Regions from separate parts of the Homo sapiens genome. Here region 1 is linked to region 2. The links are chromatin loops, found by intact Hi-C in ENCODE. Cell type or tissue: MCF 10A. All regions are shown on one strand. Each heading gives the region's core, and the rest is flanking DNA. Links, peaks and the distances in the headings are about the cores only. Region 1 overlaps ARHGAP26 (Rho GTPase activating protein 26). Region 2 overlaps ARHGAP26 (Rho GTPase activating protein 26).

The links. A loop is a pair of places that touch in the nucleus more often than their neighbours do. Peaks named below come from ENCODE experiments on the same cell type or tissue, not always from the same donor. Only the 100,000 strongest peaks of a DNase experiment are listed, where the experiment ranks them.
Region 1: a loop joins it to region 2, with 6 times the contacts of the local background. A loop is called at or near these places in 3 of 110 quality-filtered maps.

The regions. Positions count from the first base shown.
Region 1 is chr5:143,196,511-143,205,693 of GRCh38, reverse strand. The region is part of intron 20 of ARHGAP26 (Rho GTPase activating protein 26); the gene reads right to left. Among named protein-coding and RNA genes, the nearest start is that of ARHGAP26-IT1, 8.6 kb to the right of the region's middle. RefSeq lists an enhancer at 4,693-4,852. In MCF 10A, for the core only: no CTCF peak of the experiment used is centred there; DNase peaks (open chromatin) are centred at 3,903 and 4,733.
Region 2 is chr5:143,101,796-143,110,978 of GRCh38, reverse strand. The region is part of intron 17 of ARHGAP26 (Rho GTPase activating protein 26); the gene reads right to left. Among named protein-coding and RNA genes, the nearest start is that of ARHGAP26-IT1, 86 kb to the left of the region's middle. In MCF 10A, for the core only: a CTCF peak has its summit at 4,606 (motif pointing left); a DNase peak (open chromatin) is centred at 4,608.

The DNA of each region.
Region 1 (9,183 bases), core at 2,414-7,413, 94 kb before region 2:
AGGGCTGAGGTTCAAACCTCATCTGCTGATTCTAAGCCCAGGGCTCCTGCAGCCAGCGTACTCCCTCTGACATAGCAGGACTTGCCCTGTTCCTCTAGCCTGTGCCAAGCTTCTTTACAGACTCAGTCATAGCATTAGAATTCTTCTTAACCACTGATTCATGTGTTTCCTTTAGATACCTACCCTATTTGCAAGGGAAAATGACAATACAGTGATAGAGAATCACAATAAGACTCAACATATTCTAAATTCCAACAAAATCCCCAATCCTGCCTCCAGTGTTCGGTCTGGCGGATTCATATAGCAGATGGCATTCATATAAGAGAAGAAATAAAATGTAAAGAGTATGACTCTTTAAAGCTTTTTTTTCTTAATCCAGCAAAAACTAGTCATTGAGCACTCAGTATGTTCAATACAATAAATGATATTTGCCAAGGTCCCTTGACTTCAAGAGCTTAAAATATATTTGACAAGAAGCGACAGATTTAAAAACAACAGTAATGTAAGACAGTAAGATCCATCAGTTGAGGGCTAAGCTAGTACTAGCTTAATACCTGGCTCCCCCTTGACTCTGTCTTGAGTCCTAGGAAAAGTGTCAACTCCTCTCTACTGTGCAGTCTCCATTTTCTTCCACAGTTGCTGCTAGTCAGAGAGGCCTCACTTTCTCAGTCCTCTCAACACAACCCTGCCCCACCAGACAATGACCTAGTAGGCAAGGCCTGGCAACAACTTTCAAACCACAGCCCAGCCCAGGAACCCAAGCAGAACCAGGGACAATTTGGAGGTTCAAGAGAACAGCCCAGACCCAGGGGCTTGTACCAATCTGTTCTTTTGGTCAGTGGTTACCACAGGACAATTAAAAAGTCCTTCCAACTTTTTTTTTTTTAAATGACTTTAATAAGTAGGAAACACCTCCAGCTTCCTATTCCATCTGTACCAAGAATTATGCCTTTGGCTAATGGCATAGTTTGGAACATATTCTGTGAACACAATGTGGGTTCTAAATGTTTTTCACATCCTCAGATATCTAAGTGGTTTTTGGCCAGAACTACACGGCTGAAATTATCTGGGGGTGCGGCTGGAATGCAGGATATTCGTAACTATTATAATAACTTACTCCTCAATCCCCATGTCAATTACCGTAGTATCAACTGCAATTTTTTCTTCTGGAGACGGAGTTTTGCTCTTGTCGCCCAGGCTGGAGTGCAATGGCACAATCTTGGCTCACTGCAACCTCTGCCTCTTGGGTTCAAGCGATTCTCCTACCTCAGCCTCCCAAGTAGCTGGGATTATAGATCCCCCCCACCATGCCTGGCTAATTTTTTGTATTTTTAGTAGAGACAGGGTTTCACCATGTTGGTCAGGCTGGTCTTGAACTCCTGACCTCAGGTGTTCCACCCACCTTGGCCTCCCAAAGTGCTGGAATTACAGGCATGAGCCACCATGCCTGGCCTCAAATGCAATTTTTAACAACAGAATTTCAGAATTTCATTTGTTTATGTTTTAGCCATAGCAGTAACATTTGGTATAAAGTGACTGCATTTTAACATTTATTACCACTATGTTTGAATTGGTATAATAATAAAATGCATACTCCATAGTACTTCTGTGATTTTTTTTTTTTTAATTATACTTTAAGTTCTGGGATACATGTGCAGAATGTGCAGGTTTGTTACATAGATATACACGTGCCATGATGGTTTGCTGCACCCATCAACCCATCATCTACATTAGGTATTTCTCCTAATGCTATCCCTCCCCTAGCCCCCTACCCCCTGACAGGCCCCGGTGTGTGATGTTCCCCTCCCTGTGTCCATGTGTTCTCACTAACTCCCACTTATGAGTGAGAACATGCGGTGTTTGGTTTTCTGTTCCTGTGTTAGTTTGCTGAGAATGATGGTTTCCAGCTTCATCCATGTCCCTGCAAAGGACATGAAGTCATCCTTTTTTATGGCTGCATAGTATTCCATGGTGTATATGTGCCACATTTTCTTTATCCAGTCTATCACTGATGGGCATTTGGGTTGGTTCCAAGTCTTTGCTATTGTGAACAGTGCTGCAATAAACATACGTGTGCATGTGTCTTTATAGTAGAATGATTTATAATCCTTTGGGTGTATACACAGTAGTGGGATTGCTGGGTCAAATGGTATGTCTGGCTCTAGATCCTTGAAAAATCGCCACACTGTCTTCCACAATGGTTGAACCAATTTACAACCCCAGCAACAGTGTAAAAGCATTCCTGTTTCTCCACATCCTCTCCAGCATGTGTTGTTTCCTGACTTTTTAATGATTGCCATTCTAACTGGCATGAGATGGTATCTCACTGTGGTTTTGATTTGCATTTCTCTAATGACCAGTGATGATGAGTGTTTTTTTTATATGTTTGTTTGCCACATAAATGTCTTCTTTTGAGAAGTATCTGTTCATATCCTTCACCCACTTTTTGATGGGGTTGTTTTTTTTTCTTGTAAATTTGTTTAAGTTCCTTGTAGATTCTGGATATTAGCCCTTTGTCAGATAGATTGCAAAAATTTTCTCCCATTCTGTAGGTTGCCTGTTCACTCTGATGATAGTTTCTTCTGCTGTGCAGAAGCTTTTTAGTTTAATTAGATCACATTTGTCAATCTTGGCTTTTGTTGCCATTGCTTTTGGTGTTTTAGTCATGAAGTCTTTGACCATGCCAATGTCCTGAATGGTATTGCCTAGGTTTTCTTCTAGAGTTTTTACGGCTTTAGGTCTTACATTTAAGTCTTTAATCCATCTTGAGCTAATTTTTGTATAAAATGTAAGGAAGGGGTCCAGTTTCAGTTTTCTGCATATGGCTAGCCAATTTTCCCAACAGCATTTATTAAATAGGAAATCCTTTCCCCATTGCTTGTTTTTATCAGGTTTGTCAGAGATCAGATGGTTGTAGATGTGTGGCGTCATTTCTGAGGCCTCTGTTCTGTTCCATTGATCTATATATCTGTTTTGGTACCAGTACCATGCTGTTTTGGTTTCTGGAGCCTTGTAATATAGTTTGAATCCAGGTAGCATGTTCCCTCCAGCTTTGTTTTTTTGCTTAGGATTGTCTTGGCTATACGGGCTCTTTTTTGGTTCCATATGAAATTTAAAGTAGTTTTTTCTAATTCTGTGAAGGAAGTCAGTGGTAGCTTGATGGGGATAGCATTGAATCTATCAATTACTTTGGGCAGTATGGCTATTTTATGGCTATTTTCATGATACTGATTCTTCCTATCCATGAACATGGAATGTTTTTCCATTTGTTTGTGTCCTTGTCTTATTTCCTCGAGCAGTGGTCTGTAGTTTTCCTTGAAGAGGTCCTTCATATCCCTTGTAAGTTGTATTCCTAGGTATTTTATTCTCTTTGTAGCAATTGTGAATGGCAGTTCACTTCAATTTACCAAGCAAATGGAAAAAAAAAAAAGCAGGGGTTGCAATCCTAGTCTCTGATAAAACACTTAAAACCAACAAAGATGAAAAAAGACAAAGAAGTGCATTAAATAATGGTAAAGGGATCAATGCAAAAAGAAGAGCTAACTTAATGCAACAGGAAGAGCTAACTATCCTAAATATATATGTACCTAATACAGGAGCACCCAGATTCATAAAGCAAGTTCTTAGAGACTTACAAAGAGACTTATACTACCACACAATAATAGTGGGAGACTTTACCACCCCACTGAGATATTAGACAGATCAAGATAGAAAATTAACAAGGATATTCAGGACTTGAACTCAGCACTGGACCAAGCGGACCTAACAGACATCTACAGCACTCTTCACTTCTGTGATTTTTTAAATGACTAAAGGAATTATGCCTTTTGTTTATTTGTACTTTAGAGTCATGGCAATAATCCTATCAACAATACTACTGCACATTTTATGTACTGCAAAGATGCATGTCGCAACAGAAGGACTGTAAACAGACAAGAAATAGAGAGTACATTGTATTTTAGTTCTGATGCAAAACTAAGGGTGTATGACTATGTGTTCTCATACTCATAGAACACATATGTGAGATATAAGACGCACAGGGATGGTTATTATGGCCCAAGACTCTTTGTAGAATCTTAAATTCTCCTTTCACTACAGAAGTGTCTGGCTGTAGGTTACTTAAAAATGACAACGGCAGACAAAAATAAATACATAAATAAACAAAATAAAAATCTTGCTCCCTCCTGCCCCTCACCAAACCCAAAACAAAACAGACAAATTTCAAAATGGTCAATTTCACTCCTGGCTCTGAAACCTCCAATATCAAATTTGCAACCCCTTTCCCACTAATGAAGCCAAGGATAACAAACAATTAAAAGAGGAGAAAATGATTTTATAACTACAATTTTAGCAGATGACTGCTAAAGGCATTCCTACAACCCTCAGAGTCCAGATGGGTGTATTAAGCTGAATGCCCAGTGCCCCTAAATATTCCTGGGGTCCTGCCAGGCCCCCACATCTAGGCCCAATGACAGCAACAACACAGCATACACTGTAGCATGCAAGGAACATTTGCTGGTCTGGTTTGGATTCAACTGGTAGGCTTACATCCACTTTAGTTTGCTGGCCCACAGTGTCCTCAAAAGGAGTCAGACAGTCCCAGTCAGTCTCTGAAATTCACTGGACAGTGAAAGAATAACGGTTTAGGAAGATAAGGCTAAAAGGCTTGGCAGCATAATGGGTTGTGGCTGATAGTTCAAGTACAGTGTGTAGCAATATCATCAGCTTGACACCCTTCTGTGGTGACTCACTTGAATGATGGAACATCTGCTGGACCAGCCAGGGCATGCCTGCCATACTGTGGCAGGGCTGCCCAGGCAGGCTCCCAGTCTGACAAGGGATGTGGCAGACCCTCTCTGATCTCCACACCACAGTAGTAGAGCTGCTATAAGATGAGAGGTTCTGTAACTGGAGGAGTAAGCTGACCACGAAGAAGAAAGTTAATCTTTCAAAATTCTAATAATGAAAATTACTGACGGCCTTGTAGAAAATTGGAAAATACCAAAAACCAAGAAGAAAAGAAATACAACCATACATAATTTATGCCACTGATAATCACTGTTAACACTTTGGCATATTTCTCCTCGCTTTTTTTTGGAGAATTATACTACACATGTAGTTAATACCCTCCTTTTTTTCCCTTAATAAGGCATTTTCCAATGCAATTATATAGCCTTTGATAACATATTTTTAAAATGGCTACAGGCTGTTCTATTGTATGGTATACTCTGATTTCTGTAACCATTTTCTTATTGTGTATATTCAGACTCCTATCCCCCTTTAGCTATTATAAATAGCATTGCAACTCACATCTTTGTAGAGAATCCCTGCCAGTGTCTCAATTGTTTCCTTAGCATAAATTCCTGAAAGTAAAATTAGTGGGTCAAAGGCTAGGAGTTTCTTTTAAAGGTGTTGATATACCGTGCCAAATAGCTTTCCAGAAAGGTTCTACTGCTGTGCATTTCCACCAACACTGACAATTCCTTCTCACCATTACCCCACCAACATTGAGCATGATCATTAGAAAAAAATTAGATGAACATTTTTTCAGTGTTCAGAGGTTACCCTGGACTCTTTGCTTTCCTGGTCTTTTCAGTGATGTACGAATGAATACAATTCCCTTCCTGTGTTCTGTTTCCACGTGGAAGCAATGTTTAATTTTCCAAAGGGCATTTTGACAAGAGGGTTGTGTGGGGAAGGAGACAGGCTGATGGATAAAGAGACAGATATCCACAACCTGGAGATGTGAGACCCCCTAGTTGAAAGGTATGGCTGCTCCCAGAGGAAAAGAAAGTAGTGGATTTGTAGCTTAGTGTAGGACTTTCAAAACAAGGATGAAGTCAGAGGGATAAGGCACACAAGGAAGGGCCTGAGAGTCTTGCACTAAGAGTCTCCACAGTGTCAGACTTTGGAGAAGCAGCAAAATTGGCATTTGCACGTCTCTGCCAGGCAGTGGCCCATGATCTGCAGTCCAGGTCCCCAGTGATATGTCTCAGGCCTGGGCTGAGCCTCGGATCACCGGCCCAGGGCTGGTCTTTATGCTGTCAGTTCCCCTTCCAGGTTAGACTGTTAGGTGGTGATGGTGCTATTAAACTAACAGGGGGCGGCTTTGATTTTGCCCCTATGATGAAAAAGAGAAGAAAATTCCATGAAAATCTAAAATGTCCTATCTAATCTAATCCCATTTCATTGAATTCTTCTTCCTTGGAAAATATCCCTTTCTGGCTTGACTTAAGGTAAAGGGAAATCAAACTTTAGCCAAGAAAATAGAGCCAAAAGGAACAGTGGTAAATTGGCTACTGGTGAACCAGACCAAATGACACAAAACCAGTTTTTATCTGTTGAAAATCTGAAGACATATATTCCTTATGTGTGTCCACTCAAGCTTTTACAACAAAGAAATCCTATATAAGTCCTAACCTCCTGGATTTTCAGTATGTACTTCACAACTTTATGAGCAGAAAAAATCCACAAGTCCCTGAGCTTGACTGTTTCGTGTTCTTTTCTACTACTCATGTGCAGATGTCTTTGCACAGATTATTTCCCCTCATCTAATATAATTTAACATGCATTTTTATTTAAACAATGACAGAGTTCGGTTTCTTATTTTAATGAAACTAGTGAAATCCCCTTAAGGTCTTAACAATAATAGGGAAATGCATTTTAAAATACTTCTTCAATAATTTACTTTAAAAATAGCTTGACTAGTTTACAATGCAGCGGTTCTGTTTTCTAGCTTTAAAAAATAATTCTTAAACTATTGGGTACTGTGGCCACCACCTGGGAGATGGGATCATTTGTACCCCAAACCTCAGCATCACACAATATACCCATGGAACAAACCTGTACATGTACTCCCTGAATCTAAAAGTTGAAATTATTTACACAAATAAAATAATTTCTGAAGTTTTAAATAAACTTTAAACTTAGATGGGGTGAGTAGGAATGGTAAGTAATTCTATGATTTAAACAAAATTCAAGATTTTGGAATAGCGCATACATCATCCTTAATGTTCCCCAAGTCAATAATCCGAATCTTTTCTCACTGAATAATACAGAAATATGAGGTAGAGGGAAAAATTCCAGATTGGAAACAAAGACATCTGGACAACAGTCCTAGTTCAATTGCTCATTGTACAGAAAAACCTCAAGGGAAAGGGTCAGAAAGGTTAAATGGGCAGAATGCTTCTATTGTGCACCGTGGCTCACAATACTTATTGACCTTAATATTCTTTCCTGTTGAACCTAAGTGTAGCCTCTCAATCTTTTCCAATACCGCATTTCAGGCACAACAGAACTGCCTAGAATAAAAATTTCTCTCAACTAAAAAATTTCACAATATGTGAATTTATTTGTAAGAAAACACTAAAGCATTTTGGGGGCATTATAAAGTGTTCATATGGTAACAATTGCTATCTCAAAAGATCTGAATAGTTGCTAAGAAATCCCAATACTTCCTTACTAGGCATATAACTCTTAAATTGAGTATGGTACAATTGCCTTTCTCCACATAATGAAGATATTGTGCTTGCCAAAACAAATTCACTCAAGTAACATACAAATAAAAGGGACGCAATAGTGCTACTACATCCAATCTTTCGTTGTTCTGGGGTATAATCTAAAGCCACTGTTTAAATGCTAGAGATGTTTAAACATGATTCTTAAAATCTGTAAGCAAGAAACTATGACTGCCTCAGGGGGTTGAGAGTGGGGAACTGGATGTACAGATATGGACTAGACATTCACTTTTTTATTTATACTGTTAGGAATTTATCATGGGCCTATACGATTTTATGCTACTAGTGGAAAGTGCTCTTTTATACACGGTGCTAGACTAACTGGATATCTATATGGAAAAAAATGACAGAATCCCCTACCTCACACCATACATAACAAATGTGTTCCAGATGGATTATAGACCTAAATGCCAAAGGCAAACAATAAAGATTTTAGAAGAAATAATTCCAGAAACTGAAGGTTCCCAAACAGGGGTTGGAATTTATCCAGTAGGGCATAGAGAGGGCATATCAAAAACAATATTAAAAGGGTAAAAAGGCAGCCTACAACATAAAAATGAACAAAGGGTTTATAACCAGACTATGTAAAGATTTCTTACTGGTGAGTAAAACACAACCAAGTGGGAAATGGGCAAGAAACCTGAATAGGGATGTTAAAAGAGAAAATCCAAAAGAAAAGGCACTCAACCTTTCTGTGCTGCAGGAAATGCAGATTAAAACCACAGTGAGATGTTACTGCACACCCACCAGAATGACTAAATAGCTAACATCAAAATGCTGGAAATACCAGAGGTTTATGAGAATGAGGTACATCTCATTCTCATCTGTAACTCATATTTTGCTGCAGGAGGGGTGTAAATTGCTACAATCATTTTCAAAAATAGTGTAGCATTATCTAGCAAAGGTGAAGATACCATTCCCTTGGACCCAGTAGTTCCATTGCTAGACATACACCCCAGAGAAAGGTGTGTTATGTGTACACTGGAAGACATGTATTAGAATGTGTAGAGCAAATTATTTGTAAAAGCAGAAAATGGAAATTCAAAATTTTAGAAAAAGTGGAATAAAAAAATAATTTTTGTGTATTAATACAATGGTGCACTCTACAGCAATGAAAATGAACTACAGCAACATAAATGACTTAAATGTGGTTGAGCAAATGAAGTTGAACTCAAAACAATAAAATGTTGCATTTAGGGATATATACAGTCTATCCTCATTATTTCCATATTCCTTATTTGCAAATTCACCTACTTACTAAAATGTATCTGTAACCTCAAAATCAACATCTGGGGTGCTGTTGAGGTCATCCGAGGACATGTGCAGAGCAGCAAAAACCTTGAGTCGCCCAACGGCACATTCCCAGCTGAGGTCAAACAAGGCAAAGCTCTGCCTTCTTGTTTCAGCTCTCATACTGTAAACAAGTGTCTGTTTGAGGTCTACCTAGTACCACATTTTCATGCTCTTCAATGGTGATTTTGCCATTTAAAATGGCCCCTAAGCATACAGCTGAAGCACTGTCAAATGTTCCTAAGCACAAGAAGGTTGTAATGTGCCTTATAGAGAAAATGTGTGTGTTAGATGAGCTCCAGGCATGAGTTAACAGTGCTGCTGGTCCTAAGTTCAATGTTAATAAATCAACAATAATATTAAATGAGGTGACTTT
Region 2 (9,183 bases), core at 2,033-7,032:
TGTCTCAGCTACCTGGGATTTGAGAAGTCTCATGCACAGGGAAAACACATTCCTTAGATCCAGGGGTTAACTGATTAGCTTTCACCTATCTCATCCTGGACAGTTTAGGCTTCAGCTAGTAGCTGTATTCTTGGTCCCAGTCCACAGGGTGCAGATGGGGAAGAGCAGCATTCACATATAAAAAGACGTGCAGAGAAGCTGACTCAGAAAGCCTTTCTTCCTGGAAAATTACTTAACTATTTTAAATTACATAACAATTCATTCTAAAGTCCAATGTAATTAACATTTGCAAAGCATTTTATAGTTTATAAAATGCTTCCACATTCATTATCATTGATTTATTGATTAGTTCTCACATCTAGAAAAAGATGCCAGAGGGTAAATAGAGGAGGTTTAAAAGTTGCACATGTGTATGCCAGTCTGGTGTTACCAAGTGCTGCAAATGCCGGTTCCTGTTGTTACTGACATTTCCTTCAACCACACAACCTACTACCTTTAAGCTAACATTGTCCCAAAGTCAAGCAAGCCATGGAGACATTGCTTTGGGACTTTCTACCCAACGAAGAAAGTGCAAGGTGACCCAGCACAAAGGCCAAAACTGCAACATCTATTTTTCAATTACCAACTATTTTTTAGCACCCCTTGTGTGCCAGGGACTGCTTTAAGTGCTGGAGATATACTGGTGAACAAGACAGACTCCTCCAGTTTCCTGCCTTAGAGAAGCTTACATTCTTTTGGAGTAGGACAGGCGATAAGCAAAGAAAATATATGGTGCTATGATGAAACAGCCAGCATGAAAGGGATGGGGAGTATAGAGGAAATGTTTGTAGCTTTAGACTGGTGGTCAAGGACATCTCATGGAGAAGGCATGTCTTGCCAAGCCATGAGGACATCTGGGAAGGGAGCTACAGGCAGAGGAAACAGCAGGTACAAACACCTCGGGGTAAGTACCTGGGTGGCATGCTGGTAATGCCAGTGTACCTGGAGCCCAGAGAGCAAGAGGGCAAGTATCAGGAAAAGTCAGAGACATAATGGACTTGAGGGTGGCAAATCCTGGAAAACTTTGCAGGCCACTGTAAAAGCTTTGTTCTTGACTGAGTGAGATGAAAAGCAATTAGAAAATTCTGATCAGAGGGGTAACAGTATTAGTCATCCTCTCTGTAGACTCGGAAAGGTCTCAACTAAGACCTAAATGCTGAAATTCCATAGGTTGCTTAACATTCAAAGAGAGAGAGATATGGCCGGGTGTGGCGGCTTGCACCTGTAATCCCAGCATTTTGGGAGGCTCAGGTGGGCAGATCATTTGAGGCCAGGAGTTTGAGACCAGCCTGGCCAACATGGCAAAACCCCATCTCTACTAAAAATACAAAATGTGGTGTGCCTGTAGTCCCAGCTACTCGGGAAGCTGAGGCAGAAGAATGGCTTGAACCCAGGAGATGGAGGTTGCAGTGAGCTGAGATCGCACCACTGCACTCCAGCCTGGGTGAGAGCAAGACGCTGTCTAAAAAAAAAAATACAAAAACAAAAACAAACAAAAACCAAAAAGAGATAAGAACTTTACAAGCTAGCATAAAACCCAATAAGAGAATTCAAGACATGTACAAACCAGATTACAGTACTGTTCATATTTAATTAAAATGTGTCAGGCCCTGTGCCTTTGCGCCTATATATCTGTGTTAACCTCATAGGTTTCTGCAGTTGTTGCCCATTTTCCTCTTGGTCATTGTGCTGGAGACCTCTACTGGGAAGCCTGGTGGAAGAACAGAATCTTAGCCAAACCTGAACTGGGGCGTAGAGCAGGTAAGAGCTTCTAGGTGCGAGTTACCTGCTACCCAGCTAATAGCCACCCATGATCAGCACCAATATTAATATTTGTAGAGTCCATTGAATTTCACCATTGTAACAATCTTTAATTAGTTAAAATAAACAGCAGTCTTCTGAAACCAGATCCACATTACTAGCACCATTTTACAGATGAAAGGACAGGGACAAAAGGAGCTAAATCAAAGGTTAAGGGACTGGCCCTTAGCCATGTGGCTTAGCTCCAACAGGAACAGTGGCTCTGGGACCCAGCGCTGAGAGCTTGCGCTGAGAGCTTGTCACTTCCCAAGAGATGTAAATCTCATTGCAGCTTCTATGGACATGACCATAATCCTTTCTGGAAGGACTAAGATTCCAAATCCACAGAAGGGTTCATGGGAAATGTTACAGAGAGATGGACAGACTGATAAAGAAGCATACACTCATGAAATACCCACCCTAGGTAACCTATCTCCTTTTGTGGGGATTTTTTAAATGAGGGAAATAACTCATGTGACTGGCATATTTTTGAAATGGAATGTACTTTCACCCCAAAAAGCAAACAGAAAATTACATTCCCTGCCATAAGTCTGAAAAAACACTGGGAGGCTGAAGTTGAAAACGTTAGCTTTATTTCAAGGGCCAGTCTACCAAAGTGACTGGAATTGACAAACCTATATGTCCTGTCACGGTACTTTTAGATTATGTTTGGATATTTGATTAGAAGACAGAAAAAAAACAGTAATGTATGGTGTCCAGAAAAGTTTATGCTCTTCATGTACAAGAGCTGAGACCCCATGGGAAAGTTCTGGAGGTCAATTCATACGGTAAAAGGTGAAAAACATCCTAGAGCTCTAACATCCATGAAAATTACTGGTATAGTACATCCACATTCCATATGTTTACATGTCTAACGCTAATGAATGGAATCCACTGAAAAAGGAATACAAATCTTCACAATCCATAAAAGTTAGAAACAATCTGAATTGATTACACCTTTATATCCCTCTCCTCCTGAAACTCTGTGGCAACACCTCCTAGCTCCTTGCTGCACTAAATCATTATCTCCTAAAATTTCAATGTAAGTTCAAGCCTAAGGGATACAACAGTTCCTCTTATTTATTCATCCATACAAAATAACAGTGTTTATATATAGTGGTACATGTGAGGATTAGAGTGAACACACAAACCCTTCTGTTATATTTATTGCCTTAATCACAAAAATAGATTTGTCAGGGAATGAAGCCAATAAAGTTCTTACTTCAACACATGCAAAGCAAAACCTGATTTATCCTCCTCAAAGGTGGCACAAAGCTGGAAACTCATTGAATTCTGCTACCATGAAAGCAAATTTTAAAATACAGGGTTGACAACAGAAACCAGAGATCCAAGGTGAGCAAACCAACTATCATTAGGCAGAGAAGAGCAGATCGTGTCTGGTAACAAAGACACCGAACGATTCAGAGTGAAGTCGAGATCTGGGTCCCTGATCCACCCAACATTCACACTCTCAGCAAGAGTCACTCACAAAGCCCAAACCTAAACAGATATTTTTCAAAGGGGAAGTCAAAGTGTTTAATGACAAAGTTCTAAAATGCTTTCTATTGTGCAGGCATCACAGCCTGACATCTTAGTTGCTGTCATCTTGCTTTGCCTGGCTCAACAGAAAAGGTGGGTGAAGAAGGCCAAGCTGATGGCAGCTGAGATAGGGGGAGAAATACAGTGTAGGCTACAGTGGCACTTCAAGGACAGAATGATGCACAATTCCCAGCAGAAAAGCCATCAGTAACTGACTTTAGCAGACCAATCTGGAGAGTATATAAATCTACAGAGATGAAACCACTTAATGAATACCAGATCCTTGAGCAAATCTAAACACCTCATCGTGGCCTATACGATCCAGCCCCTGCCTACTGACCCCTCCAACCTCATGTCATACCACCATGCTCTTATTCACAGAGCTCTAACTACCCTGGCCTTCTGTCTGTTCCTAAACACACCAAGTATGCTCACACCCAATACCGACTGAACACCTATGAGATGCCATGCACCCTTCTGGGCACTGGGATAAAGAAGTGAACGAGACTGACAAGATCCCTGCTTTCATTCCGACGGCAAATAACACACAGATACATCAGTAAAAATGTCAGATTACAGAAGTGCCATGAAGAAATCAAACAGAGGTATATGACAAAACCTAAGAGGACCAACTTAGGTAGGCCAGGAAGGCCTCTCTAGGGAAGAGACCTGTGAGCTGAGCCCATTAATCAAACAGTGCAGTCCAGAAGTCTACAGCCTAGAGGCAGACAACAAATCACACCCTCATACACCTAGGCAATAATAAGTTGTATCTTCAACCACAAGCATCAGCAATGCCTGCCTGAGACCGCTTTAAAATGAAGCCCAGGCTGGGTGCAGTGGCTCATGCCTGTAATCCCAGCACTTTGGAAGGCCGAGGTGGGTGGATCACCTGAGGTCAGGAGTTCGAGAGCAGCCTGACCAACATGGAGAAACCCTGTCTCTACTAAAAATACAAAAATTAGCTGGGCGTGGTGCCACGTGCCTGTAGTCCCAGCTACTCGGGAGGCTGAGGCAGGAGAATCGCCTGAACCCGGGAGGCGGAGGTTGCCATGAGCTGACGTTGCACCACTGCACTCTAGCCTGGGTGACAGATTGAGACATCACCTCAAAAAAAAAAAAAAAAAAAAAAAAGCCCAATGCATTGTATTCCAAAGGAGTTCACTTCCTTTTCCATGGGAATTCTGAAGTCTGTGTCAACAGCTGCTAAGTACAACTGGAAGCTGTGCAATCGTTGCCACCATGTGGTTACCCGCACAATGATGCGAACACCCTGTGGCTTCTGGCTGCTCCTCCTGCCCATCTCTGCAGCCTCAACCCATTTAGGAAGCAGCTCCTCCCAAAAACATGTCACTAATAGATCCCACTGCTCAGTCTTCCATACAGAAGGCCATCTTCCAGAAATTTACATCAAGGAGAAAGCCACACCACAATCCTGTTGCTATGTACCAGCATTTAGCTGGATTATATAAAGAGCTAAGTAATCATTAAGTAAGGGTGGGAAACAAGACAAACAACAAAAGAAAAAGTCACCCTTTAAAAAGACCCTTTGGGCTTGGTAAACTTGTGGGGAGAGGAAGAAACACAGTTCAGGGAGTCCTGCTACTCTGCGAAAAGTCAGGATTCAAATAGTTCATTATAAAAATGACCAAAAAAAAAAATCACTCATACTTGTACTCACCAAAAAAAGTCTCTTCTCTATTTGGCAATGGAAAATAAAAATTGGTACTTAAAAACAAACAGTGAGTGGCTTCAAGAAATGAGTTAATAAATCCTACACGTTACTTTCCCATAACGCCCCGGTGCAGCTACATGTTCTTCAGACTTCTGACGCACTGAAGAGAGGATGCCTACAGCCACGAACCTTGGTGATCAGCAGAATGCACACGTGGCATTTTCAGACATGCAGACAGATGCCACTCCCGCCAGGAACACAGTGCTGCAAGGCTATGAGACCTGTACCAAGGCTATGACACATGTACTTATATACCTGTACACACATGTCCACACACAAACGTCTACCCGGATGCATACCCCTTAAACATATATACACCCACATATGATTCCCACACACAGAAGAAAACTTACGCAATAAAATGCTTCTATCTTCGTTAAGACAGAATCATGTAATGACATTAGCTAATGTCAGTTTGGTCTTTAGGTTAGACCTATTTTTATATTTATTTATTTATTTATTTATTTATTTATTTATTTATTTATTTTTGAGATGGAGCTTCGCTCTTGTTGCCCAGGCTGGAGTGCAATGGCGCAATCTTGGCTCACACAACCTCCGCCTCCCGGGTTCAAGCGATTCTCCTGCCTCAGCCTCCTGAGTAGCTAGGATTACAATCATGTGCCACCATGCCTAGCTAATTTTTTGTATTTTTAGTAGAGACAGGGTTTCTCCATGTTGGTCAAGCTGGTCTCAAACTCCCGACCTCAGGTGATCCGCCCACCTTGGCCTCCCAAAGTGCTGGGATTATAGGCATGAGCCACCACACCCAGCCGATTAGGCCTATTTTTAAATAGCTTACCCTTTACTCTTTCTTTCAGTGCTATCGTTAGGGGGAAAAAAAGATACATGTTTTCTCTTTTATTTTCTGATAAATGAAAGTATTTACTGTGGAATAACTGATACAAAGCACAAAGAAAATAAAAATCACCAGTGATTCTACCATCCAGAAATAACTAAATGTTATTCAATGTTTTAAGGTATACGTGTCACATTCCATGTTTTTTTCAGACACACACACACTCATATTTCAAATCAAGTTGGAATCATACTGCAGACACCTAGTTTTATAACTTGTTTTTTACTGCATTACTATGAACTTTTCAAGTACCATTCATTGTCTCACTCAACATTGTTATGGTGGCACAGTGTTTCACTGTATGGGTATTCGATAATTTAGAAATCTCCCGTTATTGGACAGTCAGATTGTTTCCAATATTTTATTGTTTCCACTAATATTGCAGTGAATCTCTATGTACACAAATATGTGCATATATCTTTCTTTCCCTAGAATAAATTCATAGAAATAGAATTTCTGGATGAAAGGGCATACTTTTTTTGTTTTGTTTTGTTTTTTTGAGACAGGTTCTCACTCTCTCGCCCAGACTGGAGTGCAGTGGTGTGATCTCGGCTCACTGCAACCTCAGCCTCCCAGGCTCAAGCGATTCTCCTGCCTCTGTCTCCCAGGTAGCTGGGATTACAGGTGCGTGCCACTACCTGCAGGGTAATTTTTGTATTTTTAGTAGAGATGGGGTTTCACCATGTTGGTCAGGCTGGTCTCAAACTCCTGACCTCAAATGATCCACCTGCTTCGGCTTCCCAGAGTGCTGGGATTACAGGCGTGAGTCACTGTGCCTAGCCAGCATAAATATTTTTAATAGATATTACCAAACTGTCACCCATGAGATCTATGTCAATTTACATTCCCACCTAGAAAATTTTAATATGCCCATTTCCCTAGGACCTTTATTTTTCCTTTTGGTGCTTTCACTAGCACCAAAATAAGGTATTGCTATTTTGAAAGCTTTTATCTTAAGTTTCATTTCTCTCTTTTTTTTTTTCTCTAGGTCTATCCATGTTGTAACAAATAGCAGGATCTCCTTTTCTAAGGTTGAATAATATTCCATTGTGTGTATATATATATATTTTTATTATACTTTAAGTTCTGGGATACACGTGCAGAATGTGCTGGTTACATAGGTATACATGTGCCATGGTCGTTTGCTGCACCCATCAACCCGTCATCTACATTAGGTATTTCTCCCAAGGTTATCCTCCTCTTCCCCCTACCCCCTGTTAGGTCCCGGTGTATGCTGTGCCCCTCCCTGTGCCCATATGTTCTCACTGTTCAACTCCCACTTACGAGTGAGAACATGCAGTGTTTGGTTTTCTGTTCCTTCTCTTAGTTTGCTGAGAATGGTTTCCAGCTTCATCCATGTCCCTGCAAAGGACATGAACTTATTCTTTTTTATGGCTTCATAGTATTCCATGGTGTATATGTGCCACATTTTTTTTTTTATCCAGTCTAACATTCATGGGCATTTGGGTTGGTTCCAAGTCTTTGCTATTGTGAACAGTGCTGCAATAAACATACGTGTGCATGTGTCTTTACAGTAGAATGATTTATAATCCTTTGGGTATATACCCAGTAATGGGATTGCTGGGTCAGATGGTATTTCTAGCTCTGGATCCTTGAAGAATTGCCACACTGTCTTCCACAATGGTTGAACTAATTTACACTCCCACCAACAGTGTAAAATCGTTCCTATTTCTCCACATCCTCTCCAGCATCTGTTGTTTCCTGACTTTTAAAAGTTTCATTTCTTTGAAGAGTAATGATATTGAACTTTTTCCCATGTCTACTGATCCAGTGACTTTTAAGGTCCCAGGCACAATTAGTCTGCAGCAAAGCAAATCAAAAGAACAGGTAAAGAAGACGACATACCAGGCAAGGATGGCACCTTAGTTCTACATTTTAAAAATTTAATAAAGCTCTACACCTATTAAGGTATCCTTGTGTTTATAATCCATATATCTTTCACAAATTTTCATGGGGAAGAAAAATAGTTGGGAGATGTCAGATCCCCCCTGTGAAGCTGGGCAGACTCCACCAGACTCCACCATGGCACTTGGGAGGCATTATATAAACGTTTGTGGCTACCACAGAGACCAAAAATGGATTGTGCTGCCTCTTCCCTGGTCTATTTCATAGAGGCACTGGGATGCTGTAAGGACAAAGCAAGCAAGGGAGGTGAAAAAAGTACTGAAAATTATCAAGGGCTGTACAAAGCACAATGATAAGGAGAAGGAGGAGGAGAACTAATTTAAACAGAAGTTTCAAAGAGGCAGGATTGGAGTATATGCAGAGAACGTTATTAGTGAAGAATGCTTTGGTAAGAAAGCAAGCTTTCTCCTCTGGTATTTCATGAGCTGTGCAATGAAAGAGTCTCTGTCTCCCTAGAGCCCGGATGGGCGACGCAACAGGCACAGGGGTGTAACCAGGCCACAAAGTCCCAAACGCCAACTTTTAATTGTGTGACCGGCATGGGTCCAGCAGTGATTAGCAGAACCAAGCACTGTTGCTCAAGCTTTATGAGGATCAGCATTCTGAGTTAGGGGAGGAAAAAGATTGCCTCTGATAAGAACTTGTTCTAGGAGAGTCAAACAAGCACCCCTTTTCTGCATGTTTGGGGCCGACACTGAGGTCTTTAATGAAGGGAAACCTCTGAAAGAAATGGAGGTGGCATTTCTAGGAAGACCTGCCAGGGGAGACTCACACTCTGGTACTTGCTAGTGGAACAGACTGAAGTTTATCAGGAGGGAGCCCCAGGCCTGGAAGGCAGGAAGTGAAGAGAAGAGGGAGGGATATCTGGGCTGGAGCAGAGCAGTCTCCCCAGCCAGGCGCGCACTGTACGGGTTCTCTGTGAGATGTAGAGAGGGTCCCTTACTCACGGTCCTGCTGTCTATATCACTCAGAAACAAAACCACCACCAACCTACCCAGTTCCACTTACCACATAGTTTTGAATCATGGAAAAGGCTAGTAATTACTACAAAAAAAACATGCTGCAGGCTCCTGGGGCTCCTGGCTATTGTTTCATGTTCTCCAGACTCCAGTTCTATCAGCGCCACCACAGCCCCTAAGGAAAATAGAACCTGTTGCCATAGTAGCTGCTTCCCCCTTTTTAAGGAAGGCACACTCTAAGCCATTATGGAAGAAAAAAAAAAAAAAAGCTTTTATGTCATATGACGAACTTTCCCTTCTCCAGCTTCTCTCCCTATCTTGTCCAGTTA